2 separate regions of the Homo sapiens genome follow, and region 2 is linked to region 1. The links are chromatin loops, found by intact Hi-C in ENCODE. Cell type or tissue: psoas muscle. All regions are shown on one strand. Links, peaks and the distances in the headings refer to the core of each region. The heading gives the core; the rest is flanking DNA. Region 1 overlaps NIPBL (NIPBL cohesin loading factor). Region 2 overlaps NUP155 (nucleoporin 155).

Region 1 (10,470 bases), core at 155-8,154:
TCTGATTCTGGATGCTTGTGAGCAGTATATAATATCATTCATTGTTGAGTACAGATACTTAAAAGATCATAGATGTAGTATTTGTTTTTAGGTTCTCCGGCCGGGTGTAGTGGCTCACGCCTGTAATCCCAACACTTTGGGAAGCCAAGGCAAGTGGATCACCTGAGGTCAAGAGTTCGAGACCAACCTGACCAACATGGTGAAACCCCGTCTCTACTAAAAATACAAAAATTAGCGGGGCGTGGTGGCACATGCCTGTAATCCCAGCTACTCGGGAGGCTGAGGCCGGAGAATTGCTTGAACCTGGGAGGTGGAAGTTGCAGTGAGCCGAGATCGTGCCATTGCACTCCAGCCTGGGCAACAAGAGGGAAACTCCATCTCAAACAAAAAAAGAAAGTCCTTGTTCTACATCCCTTTTACATATTCTTGTTTTACAAATATATATTTGTATGAATGCACACACATACAGTATCAGTAGAGTAAGTGACATTATAAAAACATCCAACTAAATCCCAGCACTTTGGGAAGCCAAGGCGGGCAGATTACGAGGTCAGGAGATCAAGACCGTCCTGGCTAACACAGTGAAACCCCATCTCTACTAAAAATACAAAAAATTAGCTGCCATGGTGGCATGTGCCTGTAGTCCCAGCTACTCAGGAGGCTGAGGCAGGAGAATCGCTTGAACCCGGGAGATGGAGGTTGCAGGGAGCCGAGATTGCGCCACTGCACTCCAGCCTGGGCGACAGAGCGAGACTCCATCCCAAAAAATAAAGTAATAAAATACAAAACATTCAACTACCAAATTATGATTTGAATGATACTAAATATCTTTGATTCAAGTTACACATAGCAAGGTTTTAATGGGGCTACAGGTTCTGCAAATGAAGCAAAACAATTAAAAAACAGGTTTAATTGGATAAACGAAAGGCTCCAAAGTATGGACTATACACTTAACACCTGTACTGATTTTTAAGTTAAACTTTGAATCATTAGGAAAGATCCTTTACTCATTTATATACAGATTAAAGAGAGGTAAATAATAGATTTGTTTTCTTTTGCATGTTTTCATGCTATTTTTAATTAAATTTTATGTATTCTAAAATTTACAAAAATGTCAATGTTTGCTTGGCAGATCCTACGAGTTCTTGGTGAAAATGCAATTGCTGTTCGAACAAAAGCCATGAAGTGTTTGTCTGAGGTTGTTGCTGTAGACCCCAGTATTCTAGCAAGGGTAAAGAGCAAAAATGATTCTTTCTTTTCTACTCGAATTGGAATATTCACTCTATTTAGGTATAAATTGTTTTTTTCTCTTCATTTTTCTTTAGCTTGATATGCAACGAGGTGTTCATGGACGATTGATGGATAATTCGACTAGTGTCCGAGAAGCAGCAGTAGAATTACTAGGTCGATTTGTCCTTTGTCGACCTCAGCTTGCTGAACAGTATTATGATATGCTGATTGAAAGAATATTGGTATGTTTGTCATTTTTATAATGATTCGTGAATATAATTTTGCCTTTCAAGCATCATGTTTTGTTTTAAAGTGTTAAGTTAGAAAAATAAATGTACCAATTATATATTTATATTGTCAAATTTATGAACTATTGCCACTTTCTAAACAAGTACATATTTTCAAGAATAGCCCTTGCAATATCATAAAACAAATCATTGGTAATAATTGGATTCCTTTTTTCAGTTGCTGTTTCTTTTTAATTATACCAGTTTACAATGAGTAGATGATAGGAACCACATGGGGTAGTTAAATGTTTTTGAACAAGAATCTAGAGTGATTTTATGTATATATTTATGTATGTATATATATAAACAGGAAGAATTATTTCAGTGAGAGACACGTACAGAACGTTGGTACCTGACAATATTTTTGGATCCCTTAGGTGCATCTTCTTGTTTCCTTAAAGCTGATTAATGATAGCTCAGATACCTACAAGTTAAGCCCAAAAGTCCATTGAGGTTTAAGAGCAAACTAAAGAGGTTCTACATACATCATGGAATTCTCTGGCTCTGAAGCATTTTTCTGAAAAATGAAAGGAAACATTGGCATTAGGAAATATCTGTGGAATCTCCACACTACCCATTGCAGGCATATTGACTTATTGTAGAACTCAACATAGATGCACTAGTGCACAAAATTAAGTATTACCTCAATGACAAGAGTTTATTTTGTCACCCTTGGCCTAATATCAGAACATTGTGTGACAGAAGTATAGAGTCATTTTTAGCTTCAACTAGGCATAAATCTTGGTTGAGAAACAAATAATTTAAAGAAAAGCTGGAAAAATTTTTTTCCTTCTTAGGGCTTCCATCTTTTGAAGGGTAAAATCAACAGGATTCCCACGTATCTGATAAACTCTGATATTTGTAACCCTAGTAAAATATCCTAAAATATTTTGGGGATTGCTAAAATCACATAATGGAGATTAATAATTTTGCACACTTCATGTATGATGCTTTTTATTTTTAAAACTCTTTAATATGAAAGTTTGTTAAAGAAAAATAGTACAGTGAACACCCTTGTACCTACCTCCATACTTCATCTGTACTTTCTGCTAAATTATTTTAAGTCAAACATTTTTTACTTCTTTTCTTGTGAACACTTCAGTTTGTAACACCAAAAAAAGATACTGTGCTATATAAACAAAACCATTATCTCACCCAAATTAGCACTCTAGTATCATCTGAATACTAGTTCTTAGATCCTCCATTGTCCTAAAAATGTTTTTTCATTCTTCTTTTTTAAGAATCAGAATTCAGTCAAAGGTAATACATTGCATTTGGGGGTCATGTCTTAAAATTGAAGACTATTTTCTTATTCTTTTTTTTTTTTTTTTTTTTTTTTTACATCCCATATGACATTGACGGATTAAAAAGGCCTGATCGGTTTTGTTATCTTCCCACACTTCGTTTAATTTAACTTGTGTTTTGTATCTCTTATAAACCATAAGATAGGCCAGGCGCAGTGCCTCATGCCTGTAATTGCAGCACTTTGGGAGGCTGAGGCGGGTGAATCACCCAAGGTCAGGAGTTCAAGACCAGCCTGACAACATGGTGAAACACTGTTTCTACTAAAAATACAAAAATTAGCCAGGCGTGGTGGTATGCACCTGTAATCCCAGCTACTCGGGAGGCTGAGACAGGAGAATCGCTTGAGCCTGGGAGGCAGAGGTTGCAGTGAGCTGAGATCGCACCATTGTTACCCCAGCCTGGGCGAGAAGAGCAAAACTCCATCCCAAAAAAAAAAAAGAAGTAACCATAAGATAGTGCCAAAGGTTTGATTAGATTCAGGTTAAACATTTTTATGAAGTCTACTTTTAAGTGATACTTCATGTGCTGTTTAAGTGCCAGACACTATTCTAAAGCTTATGTTTGTTTTCTCATTTAATTTTGACAAGCGTATACTTCTAGTCTTGTGTCCAGGGCTTAACTATAAAATATGTTTCTATGTCTTAGATATCATACTTTAAAAGTAAAGACAACATAAAAAAATAACACATTTATAGTAGCAGAAAGCATGTAAAAAGCAAATATGTCAAGTGTGTTTATCATGTTAACAAATAGTGAATATACTGCGTATGGATACTTATTTTCTAATTTCATACACTAGGCATCTCAATTTTTCTGACTCTTAAAAATACCTTTCTGTTTTTAGGATACTGGTATCAGTGTCAGGAAAAGAGTAATAAAGATTCTCAGAGACATTTGTATTGAACAACCAACATTTCCAAAAATCACAGAAATGTGTGTAAAAATGATTCGCAGAGTCAATGATGAAGAGGGCATTAAGGTAGTGTTGACTGTTTTAAATTTATTTTTCATTAATGTTTAAAATAAGTTAAATGTTTATTGCACCTAAATGTTGATTTTAAATATATCCAAACACTTTACAATGAATCGTTTATAGTTTATAAACTTAAGAAAAATACATACTTTAATTTTTTTTGTTTCTAGATTTTTATATTAAGTATTATAATCTGATTTTAACCAACCAATTCCTCAGTGGTAATATTTATTTAAGACTGGCCATAGTAGCTCATGCCTATAATCCCAGCACTTTGGGAGGCCAAGGCAGGAGAATGGCTTGAGGCCAGGAGTTGGAGATCAGCCTGGGCAACATAGTAAGAATCCTATTTCTATAAAAAATAAAATGATGAAAATAATTTTTAAAAATTTCACCAAACATAGTAGAGCATGCCTATAGTTCCAGCTACTCTAGAGATTGACACAGGAAGATTACTTGAGCCCAGGAATTCAAGGCTGCAGTGAGCTGTAATCTTGCCACTGCACTCCTGCCTGGGCAAGGGTGAGACTCCATCTCAAAAAATGTGCATGTGTGTGTTGATTGATTTATTGATTGTTATTATAAGAGATTGCATTATATTCAAAGGTTTCTCATGGGATTATTTTAATTTTCAAATGATTTTAGTTTTCTAAATTATTAAATAAATACTTTGTTTCATTATGTTAAGTGAAATAAGCCAGACACAGAAAATAGCACATATTTTCACTCATGCGTGGAAGCTTAAAAAAAATTTATCTCATAGAGATAGAGAATAGAAAGATGGTTAGCAGAGGGAGGGAAGGGTTGTGAGGGGTTGAATAAAGAGGGGTTGGTTCACAGTTATCAAAAATACACCCAGAAGGAATAAAATTTAGTGTTCAGTAGCACAATAGGGTGACTATAGTTAACAATAACTTATTGTACATTTAAAAATAACTAGAAGAATGGAAATAGGATGTTCCTAACACAAAGAAATGGTAAGTGCTTGAGGCGATGGATACCCCAGTTACCCTGATTTGATCATTATACATTGTATGCTTGTATCAAAAGTTCAACTATACTTCATAAATGTGTACAGCTATTATGTATCCATAAAAAAAAAATTTTAAGTTTAGTCCTAAATTCATTAGTAAATTTACATTTATATATAATAATATGTATAATTGTCCCTTTTTTTTAAGTTTAGCAAACACTGTAACAACTTCTTCTCCAAAAGCAGTAAATATATTTTTTAGTTTGATCATAAACATTTGAGTGTATAGTATGAAGAAGTTCTAGGCTAGGGATAGTATCACCCATTCGTATTGTTTAAAATCTTTACCAAATTGAAAATTTTTATAGTTTTGAGAAATTAGTAGTTTTAGAAAAAACTGAGGAAATTAATACCAGAAATTCCTGGCAGTTTGTGTTTTGATTAGTTATTTATAGCTTTGTGTTGGGCCTAATGAGAATTTGGAATTGTGAAATTGCCGTATTTGTTATAATTAGTTAATTTGAAATTTCTCTTCCTTCTAGAAATTAGTAAATGAAACATTCCAGAAACTCTGGTTTACTCCAACTCCACACAATGACAAAGAAGCAATGACAAGGAAAATTTTAAACATTACCGATGTGGTAAGAAGGACTGGAACAAGGGTGTGGTCACTGTTGATCCAGACCTAATTGAGGCCTACATGTCTTATGAAGGAAGAGACAATAATGAGATATTTCATTAATCTTGACATTTCGTACTGCTGCCTTTACTTTATATTTCTGGAGATGCTGAAGGGATGCAAGTAACATGTCGTTGATGCTTCCATATAGCCCTACTTCTTGGCATTAATTGATGTAAACACTGATACTGAGATTTTCCTATTCCTCCAGCAATTAAAAACAGGGAGGGAAAGGAGAAATGGAAGAACAGATACAATCGCCCAAGGGTAATAATCTGCAAAGATAGTAATGCCTACTTTTTTCAGAAATTATGAATATGGATTAGCTACATTTTTTATTATGCATAAGCTATACATTTTGTGTTTTTAATATAAGAAATTTTTGCCAGTCACAGCGCATATGCCTATAATCCCAGCTGCTCAGGAGTCTGAGACGGGGGATCAAGAGATCTTTGAACCAGGAGTTCAAAGCTGCAGTATACTGTAATCATGCCTGTGAATAGGCACTACACTCCAGCCTGGGCAATATAATAGCAAGATCCCTTCTCAAAAAAAAAAAAAGAAAAGAAAGAAAAATTCTGTATATTCAATTACATCATCTTCTACATTTCTATTGATGTCTTTAAAATGTGCCATCTAGAAGCGTAATAAGAAAAATATTTTTGTTCTTAATGTTTAAGATATTACAGATTTTCCTCACAGAGTGTAGTTCAAGTTATTGTGCCATTTTAAACTTATGCCACTTTAAACATTTAGTGCCATATTAAACCTCAATACATTAAACTAATTTCTTCAATGTTTTCCAAGATATTTTTTAGAATAAAGTTCTGTAACGTTGGTAAATGGTTGTGTTACTGAAAAAATAGTTTACTTTAAAAATAAACTTTTGAATTGAGAAAATTGAAACATGTTTCAGGCTAAAGCATAACAAAAGTATATTTTATTCACATTTATAAATATACTTCTAACTTTGATTCTTTTCATCACCCTTAGGTTGCAGCATGCAGAGATACTGGATATGACTGGTTTGAGCAACTGCTTCAAAACGTGAGTGTTCTTTTGACTCCTGATAACCTAAAATTTAATAGGTTAGTTTTTTGTTGTTGGTGTTTTTTTTTTTTTGGACTGTATGATTTAAAAGAACCTTTTTAGTTCTTTTGGTAGGGAAAATTTATTTCAATATGTTAGGCTGGATGATTTTGTTAATTTCTATAATTAATTCAGTTGCCTGGTTGTGGTTTTTTTTTTTTTTTTTTTTTTTTTGAGGTGGAGTCTCGCTCTCTCACTCTGTCGCCCAGGCTGGAGTGCAGTGGCACAATCTTGGTTCACTTCAACCTCTGCCTCCTGGGTTCAAGCAATTCTCCTGCCTCAGCCTCCAGAGTAGCTAGGATTACAGGTGTCCACCACCACACTCGGCTAATTTTTGTATTTTTGGTAGAGACGGGGTTTTACTATGTTGGCCAGGCTGGTCTCAAACTCCTGACCTCAGGTGACCTGCGTGCCTCGGCCTCCCAAAGTGCTGGGATTATAGGCATGAGCCACTGCGCCTGGCCTTCAGTTGTCTATTGTACAAGTAAGTTTTCTGAATCATTAACTAAAATTCTATCTTACTTTCTTTCCAGATAATTTTTTTTCTTTAATCTCTGTGATTAATAGATACAAGATTTATAAATGGATCAATATATTGCATTAAAAATATAATTACATGATTTAGTATGTTATGCATAGAATTTCCTTTAGTAGTACAGAGTCAAACCACAACTAGTGGGTTTTTTTTAAGTTTCATAAATAGAAATGTTTATCTCCCTATGAATTGTTAAATTTTTTATTTTAGAAAATTTCACACAGGCAGAAATATCCATCACCCAGCTTCAAAAATTATCAGCATTTTCCCAGTCTTGTTATAGCTATCCTTCCCCTATCTGGTTTTCTCCTTTTCTTTCTTTCTTCTTTTGTTTTCCATAATACTTTTTTTTTTTTTTTTTTTTTGAGATAGAGTCTCACTCTGTTGCCCAAACTGGAGTGCAGTGGCGCCATCTTGGCCGGCTCACTGCAACCTCCGCCTCCTGGGTTCAAGGGTTTCTCCTACCTCAGCCTCCCAAGTAGCTGGGGTTACAGGCACTTGCCACCACACCCAGCTAATTTTTGTATTTTTAGTAGAGATGAAGTTTCGCCATGTTGGCCAGGCTGGTCTCAAACTCCTGACCTCAGGTGATCTGCCCACCTCGGCCTCCCAAAGTGCTGAGATACAGGTGTGGGCCACCATGCCCAGCCTGTAATACTTTTAAAACAAAGGCCAAACTTTATATTATCTCATTCATAAATACTTTAGCATCTATCTATCTGTAGCAGATGACTTTTTTAAAAAATTATCATTTATACCAAAATAATAATGCATTATTCCATAACTAATACCTATTCAGTGTTCATATTTTCCTGTCTCAAAAATGTATTTTTATAGTTGGTTTGCAGTTGCTTTGGTTGATATACTCTTAAGTCTCTTATGTTAGTTTGCCCCTTACCTCCCTTTTCTCATGCGACTTGTATGTTTTTCTGTAGAATCTCCCACATTCTGGATTTAATAGTCCACTTTTTTTCTGGTGTCATTTAAGTTGTTCCTCTATCCACCAGTTTTCAAGTAAACTCTTAGTGAAATCTAGAGGCTTAATATGATTAAAGTTCAATTTTTAATCTAGGAGACAAATACCTCATAGGTGGTGTTGAATATTATTGCATCACAGCAGGAAGCACATATCTAGTTGTCTCATTTTCAGTGATTGATCTTTGATGAATTTAAGTGATGATATACAGTCATGTAACGTCCAACACAATGAACATACAGGATTTCACCCTAAAATGCCTTTTTGCAGTTGATCCTCTCTTCCTGGCCCTAGAAAACTATTGATCTACTTTTTCTCACTGTAGTTGTACCTTTTCATGTACATTGTTCCTATCAATGGAGTCATACAGTATGTAATCTTGTGTTTGACTTTTTAAACTTAGAATGTTGATTCATTCTTGTTGCTAATATATTAATATATCTTTTTATTACTGAGTAGTTTCAGTAGTGTGGATATATCATAATTTCTTTATCATTCACCATTTTGTGGACTTTGGGGTTCTTTCCAGTTTGGGGTGTTATGAATAATGCTTCTGTGAATATTGGTGTGTAAGGTTTTGTGTAGATGTATGTTTTCATTTATCTTGGGTAAACTCCCAGGAATGTGATTACAGGGTCATATGGTGAGTGAGAAACTGCCAAAATGTTTTTCCAAAATTGCTAAACCATTTTTCATTTCCACCATCAGTGTATGAAAGTTCCGGTTGCTCCACATCCTCACCAGTTCTCATTATTGTCACTTTTTTTAAAACTTTAGCCATTTTGGTGTGGTGGTAAAAGTAGTACATTACTTTCTTAAGATGTCTTTTTTAAAAAACCTTCATGGTGTTTTCAATGTGTAATCTTAGACTGTCTTCTTAAATCATCTTTCATTTCATATTTTTACATGATATATTTGGCATCATTTCTTTCCTAAATCAAATAGTTAGCTCTATATCATAGAACCTTATGACCACCTTAGTTAAGTTTATGTCAGCCATCCCAAAAGGTACATCATGATTTCTAAAAGGCTCTAAATCATATATTTCATTTGATAGTTATTATAAATGATCAAGTAAGAATTCAATGTAATTATCAGAAATGTCACTATTTAGGATTACTAAAAAGAATCTACAATAATGTCATCTTGTATTAGCAAATTAGAAGCAGAAGGGACATGACCAGATTTATACTCTCTTAACAATGATAGTTTTACTTGTACATTCTTTGTATCTTTATTCTCTAGTCCCATTTATTTAGTTAGTAAGTTAGTTTATCCATCCTATTCATGCTCTCTATTCTATGCTTTCCTACTTTAGTTTCTGCCAGCAACTTAGTTTACCAATGATATTGTGACTTTGTGATATATTTCCTTATACTAGCAGAGTTTGGTTTAGTGAAAGAAAGCAAACTCATATATATATATATGACAGAGACATAACTACTCTGAGCAATTATAACATATATGCATAAATGTTAAGAAAAGCTAGGAAGGATATAAAGAATGGACTGCTGGAGTTATTACAAATTCTTGAGTCCAGAATAATTAACATGCTTACTGTTTTTACATGAGCACATATGCATGCATTGCATTCAGTCCAATTTCAGATATTTCTAATTTTTATTTTTGGATTGGGTTTTTGGGGTTTGTTGTTGTTGTTTGTTTTTTGTAGATCATTGACTCTCCCCATTTATTGAATTTTTTTTTAGGGAAACTTGAAGTACTACTAAAATAGCTTCAAATTCCCACATGTACTAAACTCTGTTCATTGTCTAAATAATTATGTTAGTATATCTTTTTTTTTTTGGAGACAGGGTCTCGCTGTGTCATGCAGGCTGGAGTGCAGTGGCACCATCATGGCCCACTGTGGCCTCAACCTCCCTGGCTCAAGCAGTCCTCTTTCCTCAGCCTCCCAAGTAGCTGGAACCACAGGCATGCACCACCATGTTTAGCCTTTTTTTTTTTTTTTTTTTTTTTTGAGACAGGATGTCACTATATTACTCAAGCTTTTAGTATATCTTTTGTTTTTGTTTTTGAGGCGGAGTTTCACTCTTGTCGCCCAGGGTGGAGTGCAGTGGCACGATCTCCGCTCACTGCAACCTCCGCCTCCTGGGTTCAAGTGATTCTCTTGCCTCAGCCTCCCGAGTAGCTGGAATTACAGGCACCCACCACCACGCCTGGCTAATTTTTTTATATCTTTAGTAGAGACGGGGTTTCACCATGTTGGCCAGGCTGGTCTTGAACTCCAGACCTCAGGTGATCTGCCCACCTTGGCCTCCCAAAGTGCTGGGATTATAGGCGCAAGCCACCGTGCCTGGCCAGTATGTCATTTTTAAATGTATGGTGCTATCATTCCTTTATAACCTTTAACAATTCATAGTTTTTTGGCATTTTTCAGTAGGATGTGGAAGATTAACTTCTGT
Region 2 (10,916 bases), core at 1,652-9,651, 290 kb after region 1:
TCGTACTCAGTCTTAAAAAAAAAGAGAGAATATTCTTTATGAAAAACTTAAAGGAGGGCTGGGCATGGTGGCTCACACTTATAATCCCAGCACTATGGGAGGCTGAGGCAGGAGGATCACTTGAAGCCAAGAGTTCAAGACCAGCCTGTGCAACAAATCAGAACTTGTCTCTATAAAAAACAAAAAAATTGGCTGGGTGTAGTGGTGCACACCCGTAGCCCCTAGCTACATGAGAGGCCTGCTTGAGTCTAGGACTTAGAAGCTGCTGTGAGCTATGATCACAGCACTGCACTACAGCCTAAGCAACAGAGTGAAACCCTGTGTCAAATAAATAAATAAAAATATTTTTAAAAAGAAAAGCTAAGCTTAAAAGAGTATACACTGGTTTTAAGAAGCCACATATTCCAACCCCTTTCTTAGATGAGGATTCTGAGGCTAGGAGAGGTTAAGAGATCTAACTGACTGAGGTCCTATATTAAGTGAAACAAGATGGTTCATCATACATGATACCTCTTATAACAAACAATGAAATAGGTAATAAAGTATCATACCTTAGAACAAATTGCATCATCAGTGCTATATAGAAGTGGGCAGATATCCTGTAAATGTAAACTAATGCCATCAACAGCGGCATTATCTCTGATGTAGCAGTTGATAAGAGAAGCAATTAATGCCCCTGTGAGTTCTTTGTCCCTGATTACAAGATCTTTAAAGGTGGTGATCTTCAGCTGCTCTTGAAGTTCCTAGGAGCATAAAACTTTTCTATCACAATTATAGAAATACCATATTTCTAAACATAATGAAATTATTTTAATAAATTAAAATAACCTAAATATTAATAGACTCTATAATTGAAAAGCGAAAATATACTAATTAGTAGAAACAAATTTTTGCGAACTTACATAAAATCATAGAGAGTTGGAAAAGAACCTACAGTAGATCTAGTCCAAAACTCTCACTTTCCAAATGAGAAAAGTAAAGCTTAAGTAGAGCCAAAACTAGAGTCAGATCTCCTGGCTTTGGTTATAAAATGGAAAAAACAATCACTTGGCTATATTTGAAAATCTTGGGCTTACATATTACTCCTTCCTAAACACTGTTAGAATTCCATTATTCTAGGCCTTATAATAATATTGGAGTTTAATCTGTATTGTGAACAAATCTGCTTGTCCAAATGAAGCTCTAAAGTATTGATTTATACTATAGTAAAAGATTCTGTTAGTGATGTGACTGCTATCTCTTTTTTCTAAATTCAAGGAAATACCCAAACTGTGTTAAAATTCTTGAACAAATCTTTAATTTGCATTCATTGAGCATGCCATTGGTGATGTAAGGAAGAGAGCTTTGAAGATGGATCACAAAAACATACCCAGGATAAAAACCTACCTACAATATATTTATCACTCTATAAAACTCAAAATTATTATTCTACTTGGTATGAAAAAGATAAGTTTCATAATTAAATATATTAGCTTGAATTTTTAAAAATAAAAAACAGTATGTATTTAAAAGAAACAAAACCACCAACAAAAGCCACACTATTCATTGGACACTAGTGGAAAGAATGAGGAGACTGCCTTCCAACGTTGAAAAATGGTATACGAGAGTCAAAAAGTAAGTGTTTCAGAGTAATGAAATATCCATACAGGACAAGGAAAAAGAATTTTTTTTTTTTTTTTTACAGAATTGCAGCTAGTAACTGGGGAAGGAATCACAGATTTAAAATATTATCCTTTTGGCCGGGCATGGTGGCTCATGCCTGTAATCCCAGCACTTTGGGAGGCCAAGGCAGGTAGATCACCTGACGTCAGGAGTTCAACACCAGCCTGGCCAACATGGCGAAACCCGGTCTCTTACTAAAACTACAAAAATCAGCCAGGCGTTGTGGCACATGCCTGTAGTCCCAGCTACTCGGGAAGCTGAGGCAGGAGAACTGCTTGTACCCGGGAGGTGGAGGTTACAGTGATCTCAGATTGCTCCACAGCACTCCAGCCTGGGTGACAGAATGAGACACTGTCTCAAAAAAAATAAAAAACAAACAAACAAATAAATAAATATTACCCTTTTGTAATCCTAAATGAAATAATAAATTCCAGCAATGATTATCAATGGATGATTAAAATCTGATGGAGAATTCCACAATGGCAGTATTAGGCTTACTACTTGAATCCAGCAATTTATCTTAGTATAACTAAAAGAAGGACAACGAAACCTTTTGTATCTTCTAACAGTCTGATGAATAAACCACTACCTATGAAGTATTCTATTCTTCCTCAAAAAAGGACCTGAACTGAATCAAGCCTATATAATAAACTTTCATTTTATAGAAAATGCAGGAGATAGAGGAAGAAGCTCGCTACAAAGAGGATTAAAAAAAAAAAAGCCTTAGAATGTCCTTAGAATGCTGGACATTCTACTGGATGGATGACTGGATTTCTACAAGGCAACAGCAAGGAAAAGAAAAAGAAGGAAAGACTGCTTTAGACTGAAACAGATGAAAGAGAAAAACAAATTCCATGAGCAAACCCCTTAAACTGTTTAGATCCTGATTTGAATGAACCAATCTGTAAAAAGACATTTTTAAGACAGATTTTGCTATCAAATATTGACAGTTAATATTGGTAACTATCCAGCCTAGGAGATACGGTGAAACCCCATCTCCACAAAAAAATACAAAAATTAGCTAGGCGTAGTGGTGCGTGCCTATAGTACCAGCTACTCGGGAGGCTAAAGTAGGAGAATCACTGGAGTCCAGAGAGGTCAAGGGTGCAGTGAGCCGTGATCATGCCACTGCACTCCAGCCTGGGTGACAGAGCGAGACACTGTCTCAAGAAAAACTGGTAACTGATCATGACATTGTTGTTGTTCAAGGAACTGTCTATTTTTTTTAGAAACACAGTATCTTGAAAATGCTGAATGAGTCAAATGTATATGGGAGTTACAGTTTTTGCTCTACTTTTGTATACGTTTAGAAATGCTCACAATTAAATAAAAGGTAGGAATAAATTTCCTCTATATATTCTATCTAACATTTAGATTAATGTTGATTATCCTTATCCTTAGAAAGGATTCAAATGTGAACATCAAAAGAAATATGAACCATTTATTTCCTACAGTGATAAATATCTTCCTTTAAAGTAGGAGCAGTTGCCGGGCATGGTGGGTCACGTCTGTAATCCTAGCATTTTGGGTGGCTGAGGCGGGTGGATTACCTGAGCTCAGGAGTTCGAGATCACCCTGGGCAACACGGTGAAACCCCGTCTCTACTAAAATACAAAAAATTAGCTGGGCGTGGTGGCATGCACCTGTAATCCCAGCTACTCAGGAGGCTGAGGCAGGAGAATTGCTAGAACCCGGGAGGTGGAGGTTGCAGCGAGCCGAGATTGCACAACTGCAGCCTGGGCGACAGAGTGAGACTCCATCTCTTAAAAAAAAAAAAAAGAAAACATAAAATGAAGTAGGAGTGGTGTATATGTGTGTGTGTGTGTGTGTGTGTGTGTGTGTGAGAGAGACAGAGAGAGACAGGGTCTCACTCTGTCACCCAGGCTGGGGTGCAGTGGCACCATCATGGCTAAGTGGCGCCTCAACCTCCCAGGCTCAAGTGCTCCTCCCACTTCAGCCTCCCAAGTAGCTGGGACTACAGGCATGTGCCACCACACTTGACTAATTTATTTTTTATTTTTAGTAGAGATGGGTCCTGACATCTTGCCCAGGATAGTCTTGAATTCCTAGGCTCAAGTGATCCTCCTGCCTCAGCCTACCAAAGTGTTGGGATCACAGGCGTGAGGCATGGTGCCCAGTCAAGAGTATTTAATTTAGGTTGTTGGGCCCTTTGAAATTATAAGCAAAAGTCTGTGTGTCCATGTCGATATGCATTTCTTTAAGGGTAGTGAGAGATAGCTTTTATCAGATTCTCAGAAGAACCTGTAGCTCAAATAAAGGGTAAAGTCCACTGTTTTAAAAAATATGTTTTGTAAAGTATGACTTCATTCACATACCCACAAGTAAAAACTTGCGGCTTTGAAAAAATAGGTCCCCCAAGTTGGTACGCTTTTTTTGTGCCATCTTCCCATAACATACTAACTTCATCATAACTTAAATGCTTCCCAAAATAATCCCCTCCAAAGCCAAAATACTCATCCAAAAAATCCAAACATAGTATTAATGGTATAATCATAAAAAAATAAAAAAAATTACCTTCTGAAGTTCTGCCACAATGATAGTGAATTGATGTTCACAAAGAAGTTTCCATAAAGCCAGAGCCTGATATGATTTTCGAACCAACTGCTGAATTGCCTGAAGTGAAATCTTTTCACTTAGTTGAGCCTCTAATGAGAAAACAAAATAAATTATTATAAAATAACATAGGTTAAGTTGCTTTATTTCAAATAAAAACTGTAGTTAAGGTTGAAATCCCTGTTGTTTTCTTCCTAGCCCCCATTACAGGCAACCATGATAATCAGTAGTATTTATGTTATTATCTTCTCCGTGTGTGTATATATATATGCTTCTGTGTTTGTGTAGGTACACATAAACCATGAAAATATTGCTGTGTGGCTGGGCGCGGTGGCTCACGCCTGTAATCCCAGCACTTTGGGAGGCCGAGGCAGGTGGATCATGAGGTCAGGAGATCGAGACCGTCCTGGCTAACACGGTAAAACTCGGTCTCTACTAAAAACATAAAAAATTAGCTGGTGGGGGGGATGGCGGGTGCCTGTAGTCCCAGCTACTTGGGAGGCTGAGGCAGGAGAATGGCGTGAACCCAGGAGGCGGAGCCTGGGCGACAGAGCAAGACTCCATCTCCAAAAAAATAAAAGAGAGACAAAAAATTTAAAAGATAGTAAAAAAGAATTTACAAAATGATGAATAGAAACCTAGGGTCCTCAGTAGGGAAGAAAGTAACTTGGGACAAAAGTAAATGGTTGAGTGTTAACTGAGAAAGTTCTACTGGCCAGGCGTGGTGGCTCACGCAAGTAATCCCAGCACTTTGGGAGGCCGAGTTGGGCGGATCACCTGAGGTCATGAGTTCAAGACCGGCCTGGCCAAAGTGGCAAAACCTCATCTCTACTGAAAACACAAAAACTAGATGGGTGTGGTGGCACACGCCTGTGATCCCAGCTACTTGAGAGGCTGAGGCAGGAGAATCGCTTGGACCTGGGAGGTAGAGGTTGCAGTAAGCCAAGATTGTGCCAATGCACTCCAGCCTCGGCGAAAAAGCGAGACTCCATCTCAAAACAAACAAACCAGAAAGTTCTATCACGGCCAGAAAAAGTAACTCTAACCCTAACAATGGAAGGCAAAAGAACTTAGAAAAAATTAAATGGCACAAAAAGTTCATGCAATAACTTATTATTGTTCTAACTTGTATCTGGAATAACTGAAGATTATGAGAACTTTTCAGTTGCCTTGCTCTTTCCTTACTTGTTACTACTTATAATTGATAAAAAGCACAATGAAATATTTGATTCATATTTTTAGCTCTATAAAAAGGCATATTACTAATCATTAGGGAAATGCAAATCAAAATCCCAATGAGATGCCATTCCATGTTCATTAGGATGGCTATATATAAAAGGACAGAAAAATGACAAATGTTGGCAAAGATGTGAAGAAATTGGAACCCTTGTGCATTGCTACTAGAAGTATAAAATGCTGTGGCTGGCCAGGCGCAGTGGCTCACGCCTGTAATCCTACCACTTTGGGAGGCCGAAGTGGGTGGATCACCTGAGGTCAGGAGTTCAAGACCAGCCTGGCCAACATGGTGAAACCCCAACTATACTAAAAATAAAAAAATTAGCTGGGTGTGGTGACACATGCCTGTAACCACAGCTACTCGGGAGGCTGAGGCAGAATTGCTTGAACCTGGGAGGTGGAGGCTGCAGTGAGCTGAGATCGCACCATTGCACTCCAGCCTGGGAGACAAGAGTGAAACTCCGTCTCAAAAAGAAATAAAGATAAACATAAACATAAAATGCAGTAGCTGCTATGAAACAGTATGGCAGTTCATCAAAAAAATTAGTAATAGAATTACCATATGATATAGCAATTCCACTTCTGGGTATATACCCAAAAGAACTGAAAGCAGAGGCTTTAATTTGTATTTGTTCACCCATGTTAATAGCAGCATTATTCACGATAGCCAAAAAACGGAAGTAACTCAGTGTCCATCAACAGATGAATGGATAAAGGAAATGTGGTATATGTGCACATATGCACATATACACAATAGAAATTACTCAGTCTTAAAAAGGAAGGAAATTCTGACACGTTACAACATGGATGAACCTCGAGGACAGTATGCTAAGTGACATAAGCCTGCCACAAAATGTAAAATTTGATTTCATCCTAATAGGGTACCCAGAGTTGTAAAATTCAAGAGACAGAAAGTAGAATGGTGGTTGCCAGGGACCTAGGATAGGGGAAAAAAATGGGGGGTTATTATTTCATGGGTACAGAGTGACTTTTGGTGTTTATTTTTTTTAAGACAGAGTCTTGCTCTTGTTGCCCAGGCTAGGGTGCAATGGCACAAATTCGGCTCACTGCAACCTCCGCCTGCTGGGTTCAAGTGATTCTCTTGCCTCGGCCTCCCGAGCAGCTGGGATTACAGGTGCCCGCCACCACGCCTGGCTAATTTTTGTATTTTTGGTAGAGATGGGGTTTCAACATGTTGGCCAGGCTGGTCTTGAACTCCTGACCTCAGGTGATCCACCTGCCATGGCCTCCCAAAGTGCTGGGATTACAGGTGAGAGCCACTGCGCCCAGCCCAGAGTGACATTTTTGGGGAAGATGACAAAAGTTCTGGAGATAGATGCTGGTAATGGGTACATAAAATGAATATACTGAATGCCACTGAACTGTACACTTAAAAACAGTAAAAACGGGCCAGGCGCAGTGGCTCTTGCCTGTAATCCCAGCACTTTGGGAGGCTGAGGTGGGCGGATCATGAGGTCAGGAGATTGAGATCATCCTGCTTAAACACGGTGAAACCCTGTCTCTACTAAAAATACAAAAAAAAAAAATTAGCCAGGTGTGGTGGCGGGCGCCTGTAGTCCCAGCTACTCAGAAGGCTGAGGCAGGAGAATGGAGTGAACCCGGGAGGTGGAGCTTGCAGTGAGCCGAGATCATGCCACTGCACTCCAGCCTGGGCGACAGAGTGAGACTCTGTCTCAAAAAAATAAATAAATAAATAAAATAAAGTAAAAATGGGGCTGGGCACGGTGGCTCACATCTGTAATCCCAGCACTTTGGGAGGCCGAGGCGGACGGGATCACCTGAGGTTGGAAGTTCGAGACCAGCCTGACCAACATAAAGAACCCCGTCTCTTCTGAAAATACAAAATTAGCCGGGCGTGGTGGCACATGCCTCTAATCCCAGCTACTCGGGAGGCTGAGGCAGAAGAATTTCTTGAACCCAGGAGGCAGAGGTTGCAGTGAGCCAAGATCACGCCATTGCACTCCAGCCTGGGAAACAAGAGTGAAACTCTGTCTCAGAAACATAAACAAATAAAAAGTAAAAATGGTAAATTTTATGGTATATATATATTTCACCACAATAAAAAAAACATAATGAAATAGGTGTGTATCATGTTTTCTGGTGGAGGAAGGAACAAAAATGTATATGCTAAAAGAGATAGGGAAATATACAATATCCATATTAATATCCATATTATCCTACTTTCCCAATCACACTTTTTTTTTTTTTTTTTGAGGCAGGTTCTCACTCTGTCACCCAGGCTGGAGTGCAGTGGCATGATCTCAGCTCACTGCAACCTCTGCCTCCCAGGAAGAGGTGATCCTCCCAACTCAGCCTTCCAAAGTGCTGGTATTACAGGTGTGAGCCACCACCCCGGACCCAATTACACTGATATTTTAATTACAAATATTTGTGTACAAAGTACATCTTACTAAGAAAGTCCATTGTTTTCTATTCAAGTAATAAAATTTTACTGAGGTCATGTACGCTTAACTGATGAGAAGCAATAATTTACCATGAAACTTCCTCTGCAGTTCCTGTTGCATTTGCTGGGGATTTCCGTTTTCAGGACGCATGAATCCTATCAGCCTCTGCTGCACTTTAGCAGTAGTACTGAAACAGAAATTGCAGAATGTGTGTGTTTATAACAGCTTTATTGAGATATAACACATACAGTACAATTCAAACATTTAATATGTTTACTTTTTTTAAATAATTCAGAAGGTTGGGCAACCAACACCAGAAGGGCTGATGGCCAGAAAAAATTTATGACACAGACTAAACAGATGCTACTTAAAATGACTGAGATTAAATCAATTAAATGACTGAGAACATCAGCTATAAATTTTCCTAACCTGTAGAAAAAAAAAGATCAAGTAAAAAGAGGGGGTAAAGGAGAGAAAGGAAGGAAGGAAATTACGGAAGAGAAGAAACAAGCTAGATACAAAAGAGTTAATATGATTCTCCAAAGAGAATGGGACAGAAGAAACATAGATTGAGTATCCCTAATAAAAAAAAAAACTAACATCTGAAATGTCCCCAAATCTGAAACGTTTTGCACATCAGCATGATGCTCAAAGGAAATGCGCACTGGAGCAATTTCGATTTCAAATTTTCGGAATGGGGTGCTCAACCTAAGTATAATGCAAATATTTAAAAATCAAAAAAAACGTGAAAGCCAAAACACTTCTGGTTCCAAACAGTTCGGATAAGGGATATTCAATGTGTATCACAATACATAAAAAACGAGAGAAGAAAACTGATCAAAGCCAAGACGTTCATTCTTAAGGCTCACTGAGAGCTGTAAAGAAGATATACCTAAAGACATCATGTGACTTTTGAATTTCGGTAACAAAAAGAAAAAAACACAAAAAAATTTCAAAGTAAACACTAAGTCACTTACAAAGGAAGGAGAATCATACAGATAATGTACTTTTTCATCTACAACATTAAACTTTGGGAAGAAAATGGTGCAAAATGTATACGAAGATCTGAGAAATGGTCTATGATCTTAAAATCCCACATTCATTGGGCAATAAAAACGAACAAAGCATGAATACATCCTACCACATAAATCTCAAACATGAGCCCCCAAAACACACTAAGTGAAAGAAGCCAGACTCAAAGACCACACAGTATGATTCTGTTTATATGACATGTCAAGAATAGGCACATCTACAGAGATAGAGCAGATCAGTAAGTGTCTGGGGCTAAGAAGTGGGAATGGAAAGTGACTGCTAATGGACATGAGGTATGTCTCCTAGATAATGGAAGTGTGCTAAAACTGGACTGTGGTGATGGTTGCACAATTCTATGAATTTACTAAAAGTCACTGAACTGAACATTCAAAATGAGTAAATTTAGTGGTATGTAAAGTAGATCTCAAAAATCTGTTTAAAAAATTTCCATAGTCAATGAAACTAATGTTATAGGAATCCAAGGGTTGGTCGAAATTAGGACATGTATTAACTCTATTGTTAAAGGTAAGGGGGAAAATGATATGATCATCTCTGTAAAATGCAGTAAATACATTTGACAAACTCACTTATTGAATATGGTAAGCATATTCAATATGTTAAATATATGAATATGTTAAACATATTCAATAAGGGCTGAGTGCGGATGGCTCATGCCTAAAATCCCAGCATTTTTTGAGGCCAAGACAGGAGGATCACCTAAGCCCAGGAGTGCAAGATCAACGTGGGCAAAACAGTGAGAACTTGTCTCTACAAAATGTGAAATAAAAAAATTAGCTGAGCATGGTAGCATGTGCCTGTAGTCCCAACTACTCAGGAGGCTGAGGTGGGAGGATCACTTGAAGCTGGGAGGTCAAAGTTGCGGTGAGCCGTGATCATGCCACTGCACTCCGGCCTGGGCAACAGAGTGAGACCAGTCTCAAAAAAGAAAACCAAAAAACACCTCAAGTAAGGGTGGATGCAGTGGGTCATGCCTGTAATCCCAGCACTTTGGGAAGCTAAGGAGGGAGCATAACTTGAGGCCAAGAGTTTTAGACCAGCCTGGGCAACACAGTGAGACCCTATCTCTGAGAAAAATAAGAAAAAATCAGCCAGGTGTGGCAGCACATGCCTGTAGCCCCAGCTACTCAGGCGGCTGAGTCTGAGATTGCAGGGAATAATGATCACATCACTGCACTCCAGCCTCAATGACAGAGCAAGATTGCCTAAAAAAGAAAAAAAAAGAGAAAAGACAGACAGAGATAAGTGGCAGGGCGCAGCGGCTCATGCCTGTAATCCCAGCACTTTGGGAGGCTGAGGCGGGTGGATAACCTGAGGTTGGGAGATTGAGACCAGCCTGACCAACAAGGAGAAACCCCGTCTCTACTAAAAATACAAAATTAGCTGGGCGTGGTGGCTCATGCCTGTAATCCCAGCTACTCAGGAGGCTGAGGCAGGAGCATCGCTTGAACCCGGGAGGCGGAGGTTGCGGTGAGCCGAGGATCATGCCATCGCACTCCAGCCTAGGTAATAAGAGTGAAACTCTGTCTCAATTAAAAAGAAAAAGAGAGAGAGAGAGATTACCTTGTGCAGAGAGGAGAAAGCAAGTAGAGCTAGACAAGAAAAGATGGAAAAGATGAAACTATCTCTGTTTGCAGATGACAGAACTGCTTCTGTGACAATTCAAGAAACATCAATGAAAAAAACATCCTGCTAAAAACTGTAAAGATAAATGAGTAATTAAGAGAAATTAGAAGTAGATTAGAAAATTTACATATAATTGCAGATGTAATGGTAAAATTCAATTAACAAAAGACCATAATGTTAGAAAAAAAACCAAACAAACTAAAAACATCTGACAAGTAAAATTCCAGATAATTTGGAGGGAGAGGGATGGCAGTAGAAGGCAAGGAAACAAAATGTAATAGAGTTTGTTAAATTATTAATGCTGACTGAGATGCATGTCTGTCAGAATTTAAGACTAACAGA

The links. Peaks named below come from ENCODE experiments on the same cell type or tissue, not always from the same donor. Only the 100,000 strongest peaks of a DNase experiment are listed, where the experiment ranks them.
Region 2: it touches region 1 in a loop (2.2-fold over the local background); 12 of 110 quality-filtered maps call a loop at or near these places.

The regions. Positions count from the first base shown.
Region 1 is chr5:37,020,919-37,031,388 of GRCh38, forward strand. NIPBL (NIPBL cohesin loading factor) reads left to right here. Exons shown (of 47, transcript NM_133433.4): 28 at 1,133-1,231; 29 at 1,326-1,472; 30 at 3,667-3,801; 31 at 5,311-5,409; 32 at 6,441-6,494. Among named protein-coding and RNA genes, the nearest start is that of NIPBL, 150 kb to the left of the region's middle. In psoas muscle, for the core only: no CTCF peak of the experiment used is centred there; no DNase peak of the experiment used is centred there.
Region 2 is chr5:37,310,001-37,320,916 of GRCh38, forward strand. NUP155 (nucleoporin 155) reads right to left here. Exons shown (of 35, transcript NM_153485.3): 21 at 7,988-8,085; 22 at 4,198-4,328; 23 at 552-743. Among named protein-coding and RNA genes, the nearest start is that of NUP155, 56 kb to the right of the region's middle. In psoas muscle, for the core only: no CTCF peak of the experiment used is centred there; no DNase peak of the experiment used is centred there.